2 separate regions of the Mus musculus genome follow, and region 1 is linked to region 2. Evidence: chromatin loops called from intact Hi-C (ENCODE). Cell type or tissue: heart. All regions are shown on one strand.

Region 1 (8,000 bases), 73 kb before region 2:
CTCAATTGGCCCTTCCAAACTCAGCAGCCACTAGGCACACTCGATTCCATCTCATCTTGTGTCTCCTGGCCTGCCTTTGCCTGGCAGACTCCCACCTCAGGCTGTGCACCCGCTTTCCCAGCCCAGAACAGCACTCATCCACTCGGTCCATCGTGACCTGTCCCCGAACACACTTCAAACACAGTCAGATCAAGCATGATATCATTGGCAACCCTCGCCTTACTGTGGTTTAAGTTTCTAAAAAACACCTCTGTATCCTCCCTTCTCCTTGGTACCGGTGGTAGATCGGCCCTTGCACGTGTTTAAGCACACGCTCAACCACTGAGCGACACCCCCGTTCCTCATGCTTTTCTTCTCTTAATTGGCTGACTCCCTGGCCTGGCCTGGAGCAATTTCCTTAAGATTCCCTAAAAACCCATTTCCTTTGTTCACTGACTCATGCCAAGTGTCTGAGCAGTATCTAGCACCTGAGTTGTTTTTTTTTTTAATTTTCATTTTATTACTTTGTGTGTATGGATGTTATGTCTGTGCACCACATCCGTGAAGGGTTCCTGGAAACTGGTCTAGAACATCAGACGCCCTGAGACTGGCGGTACAGACAGCTGTAGGCCACTTTGTGGGGTCCTGGGGACTAAACCCATGTCCTCTGGAAAAGTACCTAGGGCTCTTAACCACAGAGCCATCACTCTAGCCTTCAAGAATTTCCTGAAGAAAGTGAATAGTGGAAAGAGCTCTTTCCACTCCTTACAGGTTTTACTCCTGTTATTAAATTCTTAATCACTGTTTCATAAATGAAGGTTTCCAAATAATGAGATAGACAGCGATCGCCAAGCATTGATCCTTATTGCCATGACACAAAACTGAGCTGTCAGTAAATCCTCGAGGAAGCTTTGGTCAAAACCAAAAGATTCAAACGAACAGTATGCTCGGTAAACAATCCCTCCTCCCGGCAACGTCGTTTCTGACCACTGTACTCTGTTACCCACCAACCAGACAATTCTCTGAGCCTCTGCCTTCTCTGTCAGCATGTGTTAAGGACTGAGTGACACACTGTCAGGAGAACATTCGGAGAGCATTTAGCACTCAGCTGGAACCAAATGAATGGTCACTGTGGTGATTAGTAAGATGCAGAGGAAGCCATAAGAATGAAATACCGCGTTATCTTCTGTCTTAGGCAGGGTTTCTATTGCTGCAATGAAACACCATGACCAAAAAGCAAGTTGGGGAGGAAAAGGTTTCCTTGGAGACTTACACTTCCAGATCTTAGTTCATCATTGGAGGAAGTCGGGGCCGGAACCTGGCGTCATGAGCTGATGCAGAGGCCATTGGGTGCTGCTTATTGGCTTGCTTCCCTGACCTGCTCAGTCTGCTTCCCCATAGATCCTAGAACCAGCAGCCCAGGGATAGCCCCACCAGCCCAGGGATAGCCCCACCCACAATGGGCTGGGCCCTCCCCCATAGATCACCAATTGAGAAAATGCCTCACAGCAGGATCTCACCGAATCTTTTCCTCAACTGAGGCTACTTCCTCGCTGATGACTCTGGCTTGTGTCAAGTTGACACACAAACCAGCCGGTACATCTTCCTCCTAACTGCAACTCTTCATCCTAGACTTTTAAAATGTGAGCTGGAGAGCTGCAGAGATGGCTCAGCAGTTAAGATAACTGACTGCTCTTCCAAAGATCCTGAGTTCAATTCCCGGCAACCACATAGTGGCTCACAACCATCTGTAATGAGATCTGATGTCATCTTCTGATATGTCTGAAGACAGCTACAGTGTACTCATATACATTAAATTTTTTTTTTTAATGTGAGCTGTGATACTGACATAAAACATAAGACTATCATACCATTGGGCTTGTATCTGACAGACACTCTACACTGACCTATCAGGACTTAGCATCCTCCCCAGCCCTGGCCTTGGCCTGGCTCTTTTCAGAGCATCCTGTGTCCATTTTTTTATTGCTCGTAATGCCTACTCAGAAGTTAAGTTGTTTTATCCTTATAGGAACCAAGCAAGGAAGGAACTTCAGCGGTCTACTGAAAAACAGTATATATAATAGACAACAGATCAGAAAACTCACGATGAGATGTTAACTCTCAACACAGATGGTTTTGTAAGTGACAGACTTAACTCTGATTCTGTTTTCTTCATTAGCATCCTGTATACCCTTATCTGCTAAGTCAGCGTTTCTCAACCTGTGGGTCATGACCACCCTGTCACAGGGGTCGCCTTAAGACTATTGGAAAACACAAGCTATTTACATTATGATTCATAACAGTAGCAAGATTACAGTTGTGAAGCTTTTTAAAACAGCTTTATGGTTGGAGTGGCCACAACATGTGGAACTATAGAACTATAGTAAGGGTCACAGCTTTAGGAAGGTTGAGAACCGCTATTCTAAGTCAGATCAGTTAAAGATATAAATGGTGTACGTGTGTGTGTCCTGTTTAACCCTGTAACTTCAAAAGAAAAGGCTTGTAGTTGTCTTATCAACTACAGAAACACCGCTCTACCCAAGTAGTAGAGGCACATGTTCTAGCCCAGAACTTGAGAGGCAGAGGCAGTCAGATCTCTATGAGTTCGAGGCCAGCCTGGTCTACGGAGTAGTTCCAGGCAGCCAATGCTACACAGAGAAACCCTAGCTCGAAAAAACAAACAGACCAAAAAACCCCAAATTGCTCCAAACCCTGCAAAGATTCTGAAGATTTTGTCACTGATGAAAGATTTCTTTGCAATGTTTTATAAAAGTCTTCTGTGGGACACAGTTAACTAGGTTAGAGAGCTGAAGCCAAAAAGTTCCCTTTATTACCCTAAAGCCCACAAGGCATTGACTCAAAGATTAAAACAGTCCCTCTGCTACTAGGTGAATAACCATGTGTCCAATCCCTTGTTCTGTTATGAATCTTTAGGGCAAGAGAGATGGCTCAGTGGGTAGAGGTGCTTCCTATGCAAGCCTGCCAACTTCAGTTGGATCTTCCGAACCCACATATTGTGTGTCCTGGTATCAACACGTACAAACACATGCCATACACACATTCGCACACATAAAAACTGAAATTTTTATACAGTCATTATTTGCTGCTAGTTTTGCCTAAATAGAGGCTCACAGCTTTAAGATAAGATGAAGCCGGTCCCTCCACAGTTAAGCCTGAGTAGTGATCTTAGTAAGATCTTATTTTAGTAAGTGGCTGAATGCCTATTCCTTAGCGACAGGACTCATCCTGACCACTTCTAGTAACAGATGGGTAAACAGCTCTACAACAACCGATTTGGGAACAATTCCAAATGGAGAGTGAGAAAAATGTAAGCTATCAACTCACTACTCACACCTTAAAACACTTTTCAAAATGGCATGTCTGGTACACTCTAGGCCTTAGTGAATCACAAGCAGTTCAAACTCCATACTTTTTTGTGCTTTCCGAACTATACAGTTTTCCAGTCTGTCTTGCCCAACCAGGCTCTTGCCTAGGGGCTGTTATCTTTTTCTGTATTTCCAGCGTTCAACAGCAAGTGCTCAAATGGTTACCCACCACGAGGTAGGCCTCAACCTGACCCAATAGGTCAGAAATTAAATCGATTTAGGGATGACATGACCACAGTCCGGCCGTTCGATCCCCTAGATGTCCGGAAACTGCGAACATGTGAAGAAAAGTGAGCGGTCGGTCCTAGAACCTCAAGACATCTAAACAGAACGGAGCGGACTACCTGGTCCGCCCAGGCTGCTGTGGACTCCAGACACGAAACAAGATCCTTTACAACGTCCGAAGCAGAGAGATCAGGGGTACTGTCCTGTTCTCCAAACCCAGCCCTGACAACAACCCTCTCCTACCCAAGTAAGCCCCGAAAACGCTCCACTCGGAAGCCCCAGTCTGGGCGCCTAGAGCTCGGGGGCGGGGGCGCAGTGCACTACGGGAGTTGTAGTTCCATGGAGAGTTTTGCCCCGAGACGGGCTTACAAAAGGGACTCCTACTCCCAGAAGGCCCCGCGCGGGCGCCTCGCCCAGTCCTGCCACCTCACCTGTTCTATGGATGTGACTGTTTCCACTGAGTCGTCTTGCAACCGCTCCCGCACGTGCTCAGGTCTCAGACTATACAGCGGTTCTGACCAAACAGGGGAGGAAGATGGAGGACAATAATAGGTGAAGGAACTCGAAGAAGCCATGATCGGGAGAGCTGCGAGCGCTGTATAGGACTCAGCTTCATCCAGCAACAACGCGCATTGAAACTCGAGCGGGCTAAGGCGCTACGGAAAGTCCGTAGAGTCAAAAAGATTTTGAACGCGAATCTCTCCTCCCACCTACACATCTTCAAGAAGTGAGTTACTGGGATACTGCCGCCCCCCGTCGGACAGATGAGCTGCTGCAGGAGATCAGCTTTCTGGAGAAAGGAGATCTAGGATGCCTCGGTTCGTTATGCAAATAATAAAAAAGAAAACGTCAACGTTTCGCTCTCGCCTAATTGTAATGCAGTAGCTTGCGATTTCAGCTGTTCAAGAACCCTAAGAATGTAACCTAAAAAAAAAAAAAAAAAAAAAAAGCATTTCTGACATCTCTCTTGAGTACCTCAGTCACGCTATTAACTAATAGAATTACCATGCACCTTTGGGTCCTTGACAGCCTCTTAGGAGAAGCCTCAGCTTTTCTGTGCATTAGCAGAATTGCAGGTCTCAATACTCAGAGATAGAGAAATGTAGTACTGTAATTTTCTCCTTTGGAGGTTACAGTGCAATGGCAGAAACTAAAAGAAACTAAAATACCATAGAAGAAATGAGTGTAAATGCATCATCCAAAGAAATATCAACAAATATTCATGGAGCTCCTGCTACTTGTTCCGTGCCAGAGCCCAGGAATGCAGAAGTGAACAAAATTACAATGCCCTTTTCCTTAGATTACATCTGAATTTCATTTTTGAGGAATAGGCAGAATTAAATAAGTGAACATAAATATTTGACAGCTTCCAATTATGGTATGACAGAAAATAATAATAGAGTCAGGCCTGGACGGGTGGCTCAGCAGGGGCTGCAGCGCCACAGGATTCCAAGCAGCCACCTGGAGACTTACAGCCACCCATAACTCCAGGTCCAGAGGATCTGACGCCCTTTTCTGGCCTCCACAGACAACATACACACAAGTAATGCACATGTGCACATGCAGGCAAAATACCCATACACGTTTTTAATGTTACTGTTTCATATATATATACATACGTATATATTTGAAAATGATTTTTTCATGCAATATATTCAAATCACAGTTTCCCTCACCCAAATCCTCCCAATTTCCCCATCCACCCAACTCCACATCTTCTCTCTCTCTCTCTCTCTCTCTCTCTCTCTCTCTCTCTCTCTCTCTTCAGAAACAATTAAACAAAAAAAGGAAACAAACTAGAACTTTAAAGAAAAGAGAAGGCACAGTAAATACAGGCTCACACACAGAATGAAATTTTTCGAAATTAGAAAGGAAAGAAAATAAAAATGTCTTTGAAACTGACAGAAGAAACTGAGTTCTAATTAAATTTGGTGGCTGAGCCAGACCCTTCTTTCTTTAGGTCTCTTAAGCTGAAAACCAAAGTAGTAGCCATCTATAACAAAACAATGAAGGACAGCAAGAAGACAGAACGGCATTTGAAGGAACATGCCATAAATATACTTGTGCATGCTTCGGTTAATTCTGATAACCCTTGAATGAGTATATCCTTATATACCTCACAAATACAATGTTAGAGTGGTGATTTTAGGAAAGCCCTGTGAGGCTGGAGAGACAGCTTAGTGGTGAAGAACACTTGTTGCTCTTACAGAGGACCTTTTTATTTCCCATCACCCTAACTGGCCACTCACATCTGCCTTCATCTCCAGCTCCAGGGATCCAATGCCCTCTTTTGACCTCTAAAGTACATCTGTACTCATGTGCATCTAACCACACACAGACACACAGGTGTAATTGAAATCTTTATGGGGCTGGAGAGACGGCTCATTGGTAAAGAATATTTGATGCTCTTGCAGAGGACCTGGGTTGGGTTCCCAGAACCCATGTGACATTTCACAACTACCTGTAACTCTTTTAACTCCAGTTCTAGGCTTTTAAACACCCTCTCCTAGTCTCTGCAGACTTTCACACACACATGGTACATATACACACTCAGGCGCGCGCGCACGCACACACACACACACACACACACACACACACACATACACACACACACACTTCAATCTTTAGGAAAAACCTACCACATTTGGACAGCAATAAACAAGGATTTTTTCCAGGATTTACATCAACAGAACTAAACCAGGAGCAGGAGGGTGGTTCAATACAACTTGTTGGACAAGCTTGAGGACCAGGGTTCAGATCCAAGAAGCCACATAAGTGGTGGGTGGGTGTGTTATCTGTCTGTAACTCCAGCCTCAGAAGGCCAAGGCAGAGAGCACCCAGAACAAGCTGAACAGCTGGGTGAGTGAGTTCTGGGTTTACCTAAGAGACCCTGCCGGAATGATTAAGGTTGAAGAGCAGGTAAGGCTGATTCCTAGCATCAACCCCAGACCTTCACGTGCACATACAAACATGTGCCCACAAACATACAAAGCCATGCATACCTATGCACACCACGTGCACATGAGAAAGGAAAAAAACAACCCCATCAGGATAAAAGGTTCAATTATTTAAGATGAGGGGTTGTGGGGAAAGACAATAAATGTCCCGGGGCTGGTAGTATAGCTCAGTGGAAGTACCTAGTGTGTGCAAGGTTGAGTTTGATCTCTACAACACATACAAGGCACATGTACTCTACTCCCTGCTCAGAACATTTTAATACTCTCCTATTCAACCCCAAGTCACATGTCTAAGATCATACCTATATAGAATTACACAATTGGTCATCTCTCCCTTCTGAGGCAAACAGTACTCAGATTCCAAGTGTGAGATGGAGACTCAGTGCTGGAGGCTTCATATGGGTATACACTATCATATGTCCATCTTTTTAATTTTCTTACTTTTTTTTTTTTTTTTTTTTTTGGTTTTTCGAGACAGGGTTTCTCTGTATAGCCCTGGCTATCCTGGAACTCACTTTGTAGACCAGGCTGGCCTCGAACTCAGAGATTCACCTGCCTCTGCCTCCCAAGTGCTGGGATTAAAGGTGTGCGCCACCACGCCCGGCTATTTTCTTACTTTTTTAAAAGATTTATTTATTTATTTCATGTATGTGAGTACACTGTCACTGTCTTCAGACACACCAGAAGAAGGCATCAGATCCCATTACTGATGTTTGTGAGCCACAATGTGGTTGCTGGGAAGTGAACTCAGGATCTCTGAAAGAGTAGTCAGTGCTCTTAACCACTGAGCCATCTCTCCAGCTCCCTGTTTGTTTGTTTGTATGTTTGGGGTTTTGTTTTGTTTTCTCTGTGTAGCCCTGGCTGTCCTGGAACTCACTCTGTAGACCAGGCTGGCCTCGAACTCTGCCTGCCTCTGCCTCTCAAGTGCTGGGATTAAAGGTGTGTGCCACCATGCCCGGCTCCCTGTTTGTTTCTTTGAAACAGGATTTCTCTGTGTAGCCCTGGTTGTCCTGAAAGTCACTCTGTAGACCAGGCTGCCTTCGAACTTGAGAAATCTTCTCTTCCTCCAGAGTGCTGGCATGAAAGAGGTGTGCTATCACCACCTGGCTTTCACATGCCCATCTTGGTATGAGGGGAAAACCTGTAGTACCAGAGGCCCAGAAGATTGCCAAAGCTGGAAACATGTGGGACTGTGGTTAGGACCATGGATATGAAGTATTAAAAAGGTCTTAAGGAACTTCCTGCTATATTCACGTTTTCTCTTTCCCTTAGTTCTGCCGGGTGTCTGATAAGGTCTGGGTCAGATGAAGGATTCAGCTTTTAATGTAAAAAGCGTCTTTGCGTAAGAGATAGAAACATAACATTTCAATTTTAAAAGTAGGGTCATTGAAGAAATAGGTGAAAGGGATTTGTAACCGAGTGTTGAATCTGTCATGAGACACATAGAGCAACT
Region 2 (8,000 bases):
ACTTACTCTACATGTGGAGGTCAGAGGACACTTTGCAGTACTTGGTCTTTCCCTGTGTGAGTCCTAGAGATGGAACTCAGATTGGTGGGCTTGGCGGGCAAGTGCCAGCCCAGTGCATCTCCCTTTAATCTGTACTAGCATTTTCCCCGGAATAAAGTTATCTTGCTACTTCTGGGGGCAGGGGAAGAAAAGAATGAACCGACTGTCTTTTTTAAAGATAAAAAACCGTGTAGATGTCTTTGTCTGTGTCTAAGTAATGAGTGCAGTGCCTGTGGAGGCCAGAGGAGAGCACTGGATCTCCTGAGCCAGAGCTAAAGGCTGCTGTGAGCCGCCGGAGTGGTGGGAACGAACTTGGAGTCTCTGCTGCAGTATTAAATGCTCTTGACTTCTAAGCTATCTCTCTAGCCCCTAACAACTCTGTTAATAACCTCCACAGGAAACTTTCCCTCATGGTGCCCAGTGTGCAATGGCCATCATTAAGACTCATTAAAAACCCCTTTCTAGATTAAAAAAAAAGGGGGGGTATGGGGGGGGCTTTTGGGATTCGGGATAGCATTTGAAATGTAAATGAAGAAAATACCTAATTAAAAAAAAGAGTATGAGGGTTGGTGAGATGGCTCAGTGGGTAAGAGCACCCGACTGCTCTTCTAAAGGTCTGGAGTTCACATCCCAGCAACCACATGGTGGCTCACAACCATCCGTTAACGAGATCTGACTCCCTCTTCTGGAGTGTCTGAAGATAGCTACAGTGTACTTACATATAATAAATAAATAAATTTTAAAAAAGAGTATGAACTAAAACAATATAGAAAAATAATAAAAGCAGAAACATAACAATAATTATAAGCAAACAGCAGAACCACCAGTTATGTAAAAAAACAAAAAACAAAAAAAAAACAAACAAAAAACCCCCACTTCTTATATTCCAGAAGCCTCTCTCCGACTTTTTGTTGTTGAGAGATTTACAGTTATTTCATGTATATCAATGCCTGCCTAGTACTCATGGAGACCAGACAGTTGGATCCCCAGAACTGGAGTTATAGACAGTTGCTAGCTGCCATGCCAGGAACTGAATCCAGGTCCTTTGCAAAAGCACCAATCACCGAGCAATCTCTCTGGCCCCTTATATAACCACTCTCGATCATACTCTGTCTAGCAGCCATCAACACAATGTCTTTAGAGTAACTTCTTGTTTTACCAACCAGGAAAGTCTTACTGTAATTTAGTCTGCTTCATTTAAAGCTGCACTTCATGTGTTCTTTCGCCAATACTGTCAGACTAAAGTCAGGCTGCTGTATCTGATTCTAGTGCTCCCATTGCTGTAATTCTGGGTTCTTTAACGTCTGCACTACTGACACTGGGGCATACAGACCTTCGGTTAGATGGCTGTCCTGTGCACTGCAGTATAATACTCGGTCTCTACCCACTAGATGCCAAGGAGCGCCTTCACTGTGACAATCAAGTGTCTCTAGATATTGCCAAACCGCTTCCACTTGAGAGCTGATACTCTAAATCTAATTCACACTCACAACCCTACTCTTTATATGAGTACACTGAAGCTGTCTTCAGACACACCAGAAGAGGGCATCAGATTCCATTACAGATGGTTGTGAGCCACCATGTGGTTGCTGGGAATTGAACTCAGGACTTTCAGAAGAGCAGTCAGTGCTCTTAACCGCTGAACCATCTCTCCAGCCCACAACCCTACTCTTAAGACATTTCCTTTTACGAACACGAGTTTTGCTCTGGCCTACGACAAATAATGATCTTACAAGCATTCTTATACACGTTGCCAGGAGATGAGAGCACGTGCATTTTTCCGGGATAAGCACTTCTGTGTCATTCCAGGGGACATTTAAATTTGATAATGAATGGTAATGACTTTATAAACCAAAGTGGTTGTACCATAATGAAAATTCCTCTAACATAACAATCTCAAAAGACTTACATATAACTCAAAAAAGAAGTTTTCTTTTTGTGGGGTTTTTGTTGTTTTTTCAAGACAGGGTTTCTCAGTGTAGCTCTAGCTGTCCTCAAACTAGCTCTATAGACCAGGCTGGCCTTGAACTTGGAGATCTGCTTGCCTCTGTCTCCCCAGTGCTGGGATTAGAGGTGTGTGCCCATCACTCACAAACTATTAAGAGAAAGAACTATGAGGATGTTTTCCCTCCCAGCCAACTCAAGGGTCCTTCATCTTGCTATTGTCCTGCAGATCCTTCCTCCTCTAAATCATCGTCCAAACCCACCTTATGTGGAAGGAGAACACCGCAGCCCCATTCCTGCTCAATCTTCCTTTTCACTACGTTTAAACAGCAGCCTGTCAATCCTATGCCCCCAAATTGCAAGCCCAGAAGCAGCCCCAGAGCCTTGGCAGTCACTCCTTCACAGAGCAGCCAAGCACTCTCTACACACATCAACGTGCAGTAGTGATTCCCTGAAAGAACAGTAAGAGCCAAGCCTCAAAACCTCCTAAGCCCGAGAGGCGCAAAGGCTTAAAATAAGAGCAGGGGGTATAGTTCTGTTGGCAGAGTGCTTGCCTGGTAGGGACACATGCTGGGGTCAGGCCTCAGTGCTAAGAAGGGAAGGGGAAAGGGAAGGCGCAAGGAAAAGAGAACGGGACGAGGCGGAGAGGGAGATCACAATCTAGTCTCGGCTCTCATACTTGGGCAGGTGATAGGTCCTCTCTGGGGACCAGTTCTGCCATCTTCAAACGTGGGTTAGAACCAGAGGCTGGAAGTGTAGCTCAGTCGGTGGCAAGCTTGCCTCCGCACCAAGCTCTCACTTCCATCCCTAACATTTTCTAAATTGAGCCCAGTGGCGCGCGCTTGTAATGCCAGCGTTCAAGAGGTATGTGGAAGGAGGATCAAAGTCAAACAAAATCCTCCTCGGGTACATAGAGAGTTCGAAACCAGCCTGGGCTACACAAAACCTGTCTCAAAAAAGGTGGATTTTAAAATGACCTCATACGTTCATTCAGCGACAGAATGAGGTAAAAAGAATTCCATCAAGTCGAGCTGGAGGATGAAGCCGGGATCGCGTCAGGGCCTCAGAGGCTGCTGTCAATTTGGGTGGGTAGGTAATTTTGAGGGTTCCCCGTTGTCCCCAGCAACAGAACCGGAAGGACCGCTGACGTCAGCCACCAGAGGGAACCTGCGGCCGGTACTCAGGGTCACTGGGGTGACAGGACTGCAGAGTGGGCCCCTGGCCTGTCTAGGAATATCGGTCGAACACCGAGCCTGCGAGAGGCTCTTCGCGCCCACTTGCTCACCCGATTGGGGTACTCCTTCTCCACACAGTCCCCACACATCGTCACGCAGTTTTCGGAGAACGACCCCAGCGACACCCGGAAGGCGAAACCTCGCGAGAGTTGAGATATCGATTTTGTCGCACACGATCTAAGGACTCCACAGCTGGCTAAAAGTCTCCGCCCATAGCAACGGTTGTTAGGCGGTCTCCGGGTAAGGAGGGTGCACCGAGGACTGGACTCAAAAATCTTCAGGTATTGAAAAGATCTGAGGACTCAAAGAAGTGTCGAAAAGAGGAAGAGGCTTTGAGCCTGAAAGAACTTCTAATAGGCGCCTTCTTGAATTCTGATTAAAAAAGAATTACAGAAGTACAGCAAAAAGGGGAATTGTTTCTTCTTGCCTCCATTTTTACCAGACTCAAAAAACCTGAAATGACAGTTTAAATACCATTTTGTGCTATAATAACAGATAAGAGATCAGACTTCAGAGAAGGAGTAAGCTGGTGTTTGGGAAGAGAAGCTTAGAGCGCTGTCGAGAACCTACTAAATTATTTAAATTAGATTCTTATCATACGCCTTGTACAAAAATCAATTCAAAAATGGATCAAAACCCATTATCTAAAACAGGAAACACTGAAACTTCCAGAAGAAAACATAGGGGATAGTTGTCAAGATATTGGGTTGGAGGGGCTGGAGAGATGGCTTAGCCATTAGGAACACTGAATGCTCTTCCAGAGGACCCAATTTCACTTCCCAGAACTCACATGGCAGCTCACAACTGTCTGTAACTCCAAGATCTGACACCCTAACACAAACACACATGCAGGCAATGTGCATAAAATAAAAGTAAATTTTTTAAAAAAGACACTGCTTTGGACAAGAACTTTTTAATTAGCACAGGAACACTAACACTAACAGAAACTAACCCTTAGTATCAACGGACTACACGAAAAGTTTCTATTCAGCAAAGGACACAATTAGCAGAAAAAAACAGTCCTCAGCATGGGAAACATCTTTACCAGCCATATTTCAAACAAGAGGCAAATATCCAGAATTTATAAGAATTGCAGAAACTAAATACCAAGGAAACAAAACTGCCAGTCAATAAATGGGCAAATGAATTGAATAGACACTTTTCAAAATTAAAAAAAAAAACAAAACATGGCCAATAAGTGTTCATTGTCCTCAAACATCAGGGAAGTGCAAATTAAAATTATTTTTTAGATACCCTCTCACCCCTGTCGGAATGGCTCTCATCAATAAATCTGATGACAAATGCTGGGAAGGATGTGGAGAGAAAGGAACTGTTAGTCACTGTTGGTGGGAGTGCAAATTAAAATACAGACATTGTAGAATCAGTTTGGTGACTACTCAAAAAGTTAAAACTAGAATCACCATATGAACCTGTTATTCTATTCCTGGGCATTTACCCAGAACACATAGGAATATTTACACCCCTGTGTTTATTCCTGATTTATTTACTCTACCAAGAATTAAGATCAACCTAGTTGTCTGTCAACAGATAAAAGTAAAATGAAAAATCTCTCTATATAAAAAATGGAGCTGGGCAGTGGTGCACATGACATTAGTACCAACACTCGGGAGGCAGAGGCTGGCCAAACTCTGTGCAGTTTAGGCCAACCTGGTCTATAGATAGAGTTCCAGGACAACCAGGGCTACACAGGAAAAAAAATACTATTCAGTTCTAAAGAAAAAAAATGAAATCACAAAATTTGTAGGAAAATGAGTGGACTTATAATATTAAGTAAGGTAATACACCCTCAGGAAGGAAAAAAAAGCTGTTCTCCATGATACCCAGAATGTAGTTGTTAGCATTCTAAGCTCCACCCCATAGTTACCTGGCAACAGCCAGGTGTGCCTGACTCACTATAAAAGGGGCTGCTTGCCCACCTCTTCACTCTCTTGCTCCTGTCTTCCTGCCCCTGCTCTGTCTTCTCGACCATTCTTCCCCTCTCTCTCCACATGCTCATGGCTGGTCTCTACCCCTCTACTTCTCTACTCTTTCTTTCTCTGCCTTTCTCTGCCTCTACTACCCTCTTGACTCCCCTCCCCATGCCCTGAATAAACTCTATTCTATACTATATGGTCCTGTGGCTGGTCCCTCAGGGGGAAGGGATGCCTCAGCCTGGGCCCACAGAGACACCCCTTTCTATGCCTCCATAGAACATACCCCACCTCTCTTTATCATTTTATAAACACATCAGTAGTCACTAGTATGTGTGTGTGGAAATAAATGTGTATGTGGGAATAGGATCATATAGAGAAAAGAGAAGAAGAAAGTGTAGCAGTTAATTAAGCCACTTTGCCTCCTGATAGGTCTCTCACTGCACCTGCCCAAGAGCTCTGGATTAGCCAATGAAAGACACACACACACACACACACACACACACACACACACACACGCATGTCAGCTAATTTTGATATGCTTTGACTAGCTCAGTGACTGAGCACTTCTAAACCTCCCCGTGGCTAGCACACACTCCCCTCCAGTATTCCTAGCTTAACACACAAATGTAAAATGCAAACTTCTGGGCACCTCCTCCACCCCCACAGGGCTGCTTTCCCTTTCCCCCTGTACAGCTGGATCACTTTTCTCCTGCAGCTCTTAACTCTGATCCCTCTCCTCAGTCTCTCCCCTGGTCCCTTGCCCAAGCAATCTAAAAGTCCCGCCCTGTCTCCCTGCCCAGACATTGACTGTACAGCAAATCTTTATTACCAATCGAAGTCAGCTAGGGGCAGGGACCCTCAGCTCTGGAAGCATGGCTTTTGGGAGCCAAAATAAGACAAAGCATTAGAACCAATTCCCAACATCTCACTCTTTCCGTCCAAATTTTAAAAGGGTTCTTCTTTCAGACATAAGTTGAGCATAATCATAAAAATTATGAAAATTACAAAGTATGATATGCAATTAATATCAAGTCCATCATATTTGTCAATTAGATAAGGTACTCTACTATTTACCCTGACCGAAAGAGTTTACAGTTCTATACCTGAGTTTTGTTCTGACTTTAACTTGTATTATTATCTGAATATCATCCTTCCTAGGTCATCTTCCTCAAGGCTCAACAACTTAAGTATTATTATGATCCCTCTAATAATTAAGTTATAATAATAACAACTTAATTAGTATTATGATTATAACTAGTCTTCAACTGTATCAGAAATCCAAGAATAAATTAAATATTACCTGAATATATAGGAAGCACAAAAACATAGCTTACAAAACTTAAAACAAGTTGTAGAGACAGCCGACGACTTGAACAGTCCCATTACTCAAAATGTTGGAGCATCTGTCTTCAGCCTTCTGGCCCAGAACCATCTGACAGATCTTAAGAGAAGCAGGACCTATGAAGGACTTGTTTACTTTGACTTGGCAGAGCTAAACTGCCACTTATGCTGCACTGTGTGTCCTTTCTTGGGCTTTTTTTTTTCTTTTTCTTTTTTCTTTCTTTTCTTTTCTTTTTTTTTTTTTTTTCTGTCTATAGATGAATAGGGTAATTTTTGTCCAGTGGCTATTTTACCATAATTGGAGCAACTCCACATGGAGATTTTGATGCTCAATTTCTTCTTTGAACCAAGAAGGGAATACTGTTGGGAGCAGACATGTCTCTAGTTGTAGTGGCTATTCCTGGTTGTCAACTTGACAATATTTGGAATGAACTACAATCCGGAATTGGAAGGCTCACCAGTGACCCTTATCTGGAGGCTTGGAGATCCTTATCTGGATCTTGGTTTGAAGATCTTGAGCCATAGTGGCTATGGATTCCAGAAGATTGAATCTCCGAGTTTAAGGAACACACCCTTAATCTGGGCTACGCCTTTCATCTGGGATTAAAGGTGTGGTGGAACACACCTTTAATCTGGGCTCCACCTTCTGCTGGAGACAATATAAGGACATTGGAAGAAGGGAGTCTAGCTCTTGCTATTGCTCCTTCGCCTGCTTGCTGCGTGAGACTGAGTAACTGCTAGATCCTTGGACTTCCATTCACAGCTGCGACTGAACAATTGTTGGGAATTGGGCTGCCGACTGTAAGTCATCAATAAATTCCTTTACTATTTAGAGACTATCCATAAGTTCTGTGACTCTAGAGAACCCTGACTAATACAGAAGTTGGTACCAGGAGTGGTTCTAGAGTAACAGAAGTACAAGGATGAATCTTTTAAAATTCTGGAATTGGCTTGTTGATCCACCAGCACTTTCAACTATTGAAACCTCTCCAGATTCTCTCCCTCCTGAGAGCTCAGAGAATTTTGAAGACCCATGGTTGAAACTATATTCCGAACTTAAAGAAGCTAATGCCCTTGATTTTCTTAATGAATTAGGTGATTCAGTGCACAAAGCTTTCTACAAGATGGGGAAAAAATCGAAAAATGATTTTACTGGCTGGCTGCTCTTAGTATCTGTGGAAAAAATGATGAATGAAAGGAAGGAGTTGTGTGATAAAATCGAAAGGCTCCAGACACAAGTAAACGATCTAAAAGTTGCTAAGTGTGTCCTTGAGGAGAATCTTCTCTCTTGTAGCAATAGAGCTCAAGTTGCAGAAAATCAAACAGAAACTCTCATTGTAAGGTTGGCTGAACTACAGCGAAAATTCAAGTCTCAGCCTCAGAGTGTGTCGACAGTTAAAGTAAGGGCTCTAATTGGCAAAGAATGGGATCCTACAACATGGGACGGGGATGTGTGGGAAGACCATGTTGAAGCTGAGAATTTTGAATCTTCAGATTCTCAAGGGTT

The links. Peaks named below come from ENCODE experiments on the same cell type or tissue, not always from the same donor. Only the 100,000 strongest peaks of a DNase experiment are listed, where the experiment ranks them.
Region 1: a loop joins it to region 2, with 2.0 times the contacts of the local background. A loop is called at or near these places in 5 of 42 quality-filtered maps.

What each region holds. Positions count from the first base shown.
Region 1 is chr12:76,833,673-76,841,672 of GRCm38, reverse strand. Fntb (farnesyltransferase, CAAX box, beta) reads right to left here and starts at 4,206. Exons shown (of 12, transcript NM_145927.2): 1 at 4,022-4,206. The coding sequence starts at 4,165. In heart, a CTCF peak has its summit at 4,347; a DNase peak (open chromatin) is centred at 3,982; H3K4me3 peaks cover 1,820 bases; H3K27ac peaks cover 1,242 bases; H3K27me3 peaks cover 479 bases.
Region 2 is chr12:76,760,907-76,768,906 of GRCm38, reverse strand. Churc1 (churchill domain containing 1) reads right to left here and starts at 3,369. Exons shown (of 4, transcript NM_206534.2): 1 at 3,269-3,369. The coding sequence starts at 3,307. In heart, a CTCF peak has its summit at 3,153 (motif pointing right); DNase peaks (open chromatin) are centred at 3,166 and 3,406; H3K4me3 peaks cover 1,818 bases; H3K27ac peaks cover 1,617 bases.